2 separate regions of the Homo sapiens genome follow, and region 2 is linked to region 1. A link is an interaction called in ENCODE POLR2A ChIA-PET data of the cell type or tissue named here. Cell type or tissue: Panc1. All regions are shown on one strand. Each heading gives the region's core, and the rest is flanking DNA. Links, peaks and the distances in the headings are about the cores only. Region 1 has its middle 23 kb from the start of LINC01348. Region 2 has its middle 12 kb from the start of LINC03108.

Region 1 (2,908 bases), core at 183-2,682:
AAAAGATCACGGCTTCTCTGGAACAACAGCTCAAGCTGTGTGTGTGATAGTTAACTTTATGTGTCAACTGGGAGGGTGTTTTTGTATGAGATCAACATTACAGCCAGGCATGGTGGTGCACACCTGTAATCCTAGCTACTTGGGAGGCTGAAGTGGGAGGATTGCTTGGGGCCAAGAGTTTGAGGCTGCATTGAACTATGATTGTGCCACTGCACTCTAGCCTGAGCAACATAGCAGGATCTCATTTTATATTTAAAAAAATCCCAAAACATATTGGTAAACTCTGAGTAAAGCAGAGGCCCTCTCTAATGTCGGTGGGTCTCATCCAATCAGTTGAAGATCTAAGTAGAACAAAAAGACTGGCCTTCCCAAGCGAGGGAAGTTATCCGGCAGAACGCCCTGGGACTTCTCTGCACCTTCCGCTCTCCTGGGTCTGGACTGTGCTGGCCCACGCCTTGGGTTTAGGACCTGCCAGCCTCCACAATCACGAGCCCATTCCTCAACGTGAAACTCTTCCTCTCTCTACACACATCCTGTTGGTTTTGTTTCCCTGGAGAACTGTAATACAGCATGTCCCGCTGATCCTGGCTTATTTGTACCAGATCTTAGACTTTCAGTCAAGGGGCCCTCATAGATAAACTGCTTCAATCTTCCAGGAAACCCCTATACCAAAAACTCATGCTGCTCGGCCCGCCTCTCAGCGCCTTCTTGGTGTGCTTGGGCGCCATCTAGTGCCTACCGCAGGCACTGCGATGACCTACCCGCCTCTTTCATCTCTATCATCACCGGTTTAATTCCTTAAGCACATATTAGTAGACCTCCATATTCGTGTGCATCATTCGCTCTTCTGTTCGCTCAACAAACATTTAGCGAAGGTTTGTTTATGCACAAGGCATTGCCACAGATGCAAGACCGCCCAGCAGGTGGCTTCTCCCCTTTGTGGAACTCACAGATCAGCTGGAGACAGGGAATAAATGCAGATTACAGTCAGGTGAGAGCAGGGCCACGCGGAAAGCATGATAAAGAGCTCAGGAGCTAAGGGGGTGAGCAAGGGGGACTGCGGGGAGGGCCACTGTCGATGCAGTGTTTACTGCGTTCCAGGCGTGGAGTGGGCTCTGGACACACAGGGGTGACCGTCACTCCCCGTAGCAGCATCCAGCCTGCTGGGGCCTCCTCTCCCCTGCTTGCATTCGGATTGCGCTCTAGGACAGTTCGTGATGGTCCCCAGGCCACAGCACCGAGAATGACTTCCTTGCATTTGCCAGAGTGTGGCAGTGGTTCTTCAAAAATCAGGCTCTGCACTTGGAAGCTCCAGGCGAGACACTTGGGCTGCAGCTCCTGAGGGCTGCCTTGCTGGGAAGGGGTGGGGACGTCCCGCCGGGGATCAAGGTGAAGGTGGGTGTGTGGCCGGATCCCTGCTTGTTTCCTGCTCCCTAGGGCCTAACTCCTCACCCCTCACTCTGCTGAGAATTGATGAGGAGGAAACAAGGGGAAGGCTTTGGGTCCTCGTACCCCTGTTGTCCAGGCTCCCGCCCCGTTCGGACGACCAGCGCTTCCCGGCTCCCCGTCATGCTTCCCCATGGGACTCCAGTCAGCAAGGATCCCGCTGAGTTCACACGTGCTCAGGGAGTGGCCCTGAGACTTGGGTGCTCCTTCCCATGAGGCTGACTGTGCTGGCGAAGCCACTGTAAGCCAGTAGTAATGATCACTCCGGGCCTACTGTGTGCTAGATGCTGAGTGCTGTTACTTAAGTCACCTCTAACCCTCTAACCTTTTTTTTTTTTTTTTTTTTTTTTTTTTTGAGACAGAGTTTCACTCTTGTTGCCCAGGCTGGAGTGCTGTGGCACAATCTCGGCTCACTGCAACCTCCGCCTCGCGGGTTCAAGTGATTCTCCTGCCTCAGCCTCCTGAGTAGCTGGGATTACAGGCATGTGCCACCATGCCCGGCTAATTTTGTATTTTTAGTAGAGATGGGGTTTCTCCATGTTGGTCAGACTGGTCTTGAACTCCCGACCTCAGGTGATCTGCCCGCCGCGGCCTCCCAAAGTGCTAGGATTACAGGCGTGAGCCACCGCGCCCGGGCAGTCACCTCTAACCCTTCTAAACCTTTCTAGGTGGTGTTCTTGTTTCACACGGATGTGGCAATTGGCTCAGAGGGTTGAGGTCATTAACAGGAGAAGTGAGGCGGGGGCGGTGGCTCAGGCCTGTAATCCCAGCACTTTGGGAGGCCAAGGCAGGTGGATCACTTGAAGTCAGGAGTTTAAGACCAGCCTGGTCAACATAGTGAAACCCCATCTCTACTAAAAATACAAAAGTTAGCCGGGCGTGGTGGCGCGCGCCTGTAGTCCCAGCTGCTCGGGAGGCTGAGGCAGGAGAATCGCTTGAACCCGGGAGGCGGAGGTTGCAAGATCACACCACTGCACTCCAGCCTGGGGGACAGAGCAAGACTCCGTCTCAAAAAAACAAAACAAAACAAAAAAACCCCAGCAGAAGTGAGCATGGAGCTGACTGAGGTTGGCCTGGTTCCAAGTCCCTGTCCTCATATACCCATTCCTGCTGCCCAAGCAGGCAGTTGTGGTGGATGGGAGAAGGCAGGGGGGTTCCTTGCGAGCTTATGGCTTCTCTCTCTCTCTCTCTTTTGAGATAGGGTCTTGCTCTGTTACCCAGGCTGGAGTGCAGGGGCACCATCATAGATTGTTGCAGCCTCCAACACCTGGTCTCAAGTGATCCTCCCACCTCAGCCTCTCGAGTAGCTGGGACTACAGGCATGCACCACCATGCCCGGCTAATTTTTAGATTTTTTGTAGAGATGGGATCTTGCTATGTTGTCCGGGCTGGTCTTGAACTCCTGGCCTCAAACAATCCTCCCGCCTTGACCTCCGAGGTGCTGGGATTACAGGCGTGAGCT
Region 2 (2,908 bases), core at 242-2,741, 100 kb after region 1:
GTGTGTGATGCATGTGAGTGAATGTAGCAAAAACATAGTCTTTTAGATTTAGGATCAACTAGTATGAGGCATCCTTGCCAGTCCTTGTGCGTCTCTGCTGAACACGTATTTACATCGGGACAGTGCTGGGTGGCTCAGGGCTGGAGCCAGATAAGCCAGGTGTGGGGCCAAGGGGGTTTGCGGAGAAAGTTTAGTTCACCGTGAGAACCTGGGGCCCAGCTTTGAAGGCCTCCAGGGCCCACTCTGAATAGAACTCGTGATCCCAGGAAGAGAAGTGCTTGGTTTGAGTCTGAGAAGCCAGTGGAGGTTCAGATCAGCTTGCGTGACCGTCACTCTGCAGGAACAGGGAAAGTAAAGTGTCAGACCCAGGACCTGGTGATTTGCAATGAAACCACCACAGTATGGCTGGGGACAGACCCTGGCAGGAGGCAGGATTCCATCCTCCTCCACAGGCTACCTCCACGCTGCATCCTCTTCCCCAAGGTTTGCTGGGAGTGAATGGACCATGGTCCCCATCACTGGGGGGCCTTGTCAATCATTCTGGCTTTTAGTTCTAGAAAGGAAAAACCAACACCAGGCACAGCTGACTTCTCCCTTCATCTTCATGAAGGTCCCTTTTCCTTGAGTTCCATGACACCTTGTTGCTTTTTATTCTGTTCCCCTCAGGCCACAACTTATGAGAATCCTTTGTTGGAGAACTTGTTCCTTTAATTGTGGGTGTTCTTTTTTTTTTTTTTTTTTTTTTGAGATGGAGTCTCGTTCTGTTGCCCAGGCTGGACTACAGTGGTGTGATCTCGGCTCACTGCAAGCTCTGCCTCCCGGGTTCAAGCGATTCTCCTGCCTCAGCCTCCCAAGTAGCTGGGATTACAGGCACTCGCCACCACACCCAGCTAATTTTTGTATTTTTAGTAGAGACGGGGTTTCACCATGTTGGCTAGGCTGGTCTCGATCTCCCGACCTTATGATCTGCCCGCCTCTGCCTCCCAAAGTGCTGGGATTACAGGTGTGAGCCGCCGCGCCCAGCCATTGTGGGTGTTCTTAGCACTCTATCCCTGGCACATTTCTCATTTAATCTTGCATTCACCCCTCAAATCATCCCTGTGGCTTCCAATACCATTTCTATGCCCATATGACTTTCAAATCACCATCTTCTGCCCACCCAGCCTTCTCAGCTCTGGACCTGAGGTCTCACAGGTGCACCCACCTCCACATGCCCCAAACGGAACCCAAGGCCATCTCCCTTCCTGAACCTGCTCCTGCCCTGCAGCACCCCAGCTTCATAAACAGCAGCACCCTTCACCCTGGTTCTCAGGCTGGTACCTTGGGCTTCTTCCTCCATATCCTACTTCCTCCCATGCCTCACCTCCAGTAAATTCCATGTCTGTTCAATTCCAATAAAGATAATAGCTGGCTGGGCATGGTGGCTCATGCCTGTAATCCCAGCACTTTGGGAGGCCAAAGCAGGCGGCTCACAAGGTCAGGAGATCGAGACCATCCTGGCTAATACGGTGAAACCCTGTCTCTACTAAAAATACAAAAAACTAGCCGGGCGTGGTAGCACATGCCTGTAGTCCCAACTACTTGGGAGGTTGGGGCAGGAGAATTATTTGAACCCGGGAGGCAGAAGTTGCAGTGAGCTGAGATCGTGCCACTGCACTCCAGCCTGGGCAACAGAGTGAGACTCTGTCTTAAAAAAAAAAAGAAAAAAAAATTAGCTGGGTGTGGTGGTGTGTGCCTGTAATCCCAGCTACTTGGGAGGTTGAGGCACAAGAATTGTTTGAACCCAGGAGGCGGAGGTTGCAGTAAGCCGAGATCACGCCACTGCACTCCAGGCTGGTGACAGAGTAAGACCCATCTCAGAAAAAAAAAAAAAAAAAGACAATAGCTGATGTTGGCTGAACACTGGCCATGTGCTCAGAGCTTTATAAGCAGAGTCTCCTCTAATCCCTGCCCCCCAACTCTCTATACAGTTGACCCATGAACAATATGGGCTTGAACTATGTGAATCTACTTATACGCAGATTTTTTCCAACTAAATGCGGATGGAAAATATAGTCTTCACAGAATGTGAAACCTGCATATAGAGCAGGGGGACATTTCATACCTGCAGATTCTGCAGGGCTGACTGCAAATTTGAGTATGTGCAGATATGAGTATACATGGGGTTGCTGAAACCAATCCCCCTCGTATACTAAGAGCCAACTGTAGCAGGAATTCATATCACATTATTTAGCATATGAAGAATCTGAGGTGTGCAGGGGCTTACTGACTTGCCTGAAGTCCCAGAGAGATTTAACTCAAGACCATGGGATCCTCAGACTCTCCAGGTTACCAGATACCCCTGAACCTCCATAGGGGCTGGTGCACTGCTTCTCGCCTGGGTATTGGCCCTGCCTCGTCTCTTCTGCATGCAGTAACCAGAGGGAACTCTCAAAATGAAACACTGATGTTGTCACTCCTCTCCCTGAACCCTTACAGTCTCCCCATTGCTCCTGAAACAAAGTCCTTATTTTTCTTTGAGATGGAGTTTCACTCTTGTTGCCCAGGCTGGATGGCAATGGCATGATCTTGGCTCACTGCAACCTCTGCCTCCCAGGTTCAAGTGACTCTCCTGCCTCAGCCATAGCTGGGATTACAGGCATGTGCTACCACACCCGGCTAATTTTTGTATTTTTAGTAGGGTTTTGCCATATTGGTCAGGCTGGTCTCAAACTCCTGACCTCAGGTTATCCGCCCACCTTGGTGTCCCAAAGTCCTGGGATTACAGGCACGAGCCACCATGCCAGGCCCAAAGTCCTTATTTTTCAACAAACATTAGTTACAGGCATTGAAGACCCTGCGTGAATGAGACATGTTCCTGCCCTCATGGAACTTACATTCTAGACTGATGACAGGTAATAACTGAATA

What was found. Peaks named below come from ENCODE experiments on the same cell type or tissue, not always from the same donor. Only the 100,000 strongest peaks of a DNase experiment are listed, where the experiment ranks them.
Region 2: POLR2A ChIA-PET joins it to region 1 with 12 read pairs; 10 of 35 experiments call an interaction of 5 or more read pairs at or near these places.

The regions. Positions count from the first base shown.
Region 1 is chr1:235,091,833-235,094,740 of GRCh38, reverse strand. No RefSeq gene overlaps it. Among named protein-coding and RNA genes, the nearest start is that of LINC01348, 23 kb to the right of the region's middle. RefSeq lists enhancers at 701-860, 826-1,409. In Panc1, for the core only: a CTCF peak has its summit at 732 (motif pointing left); no DNase peak of the experiment used is centred there; H3K27ac peaks cover 1,845 bases.
Region 2 is chr1:234,991,520-234,994,427 of GRCh38, reverse strand. No RefSeq gene overlaps it. Among named protein-coding and RNA genes, the nearest start is that of LINC03108, 12 kb to the right of the region's middle. In Panc1, for the core only: no CTCF peak of the experiment used is centred there; no DNase peak of the experiment used is centred there; H3K27ac peaks cover 2,403 bases.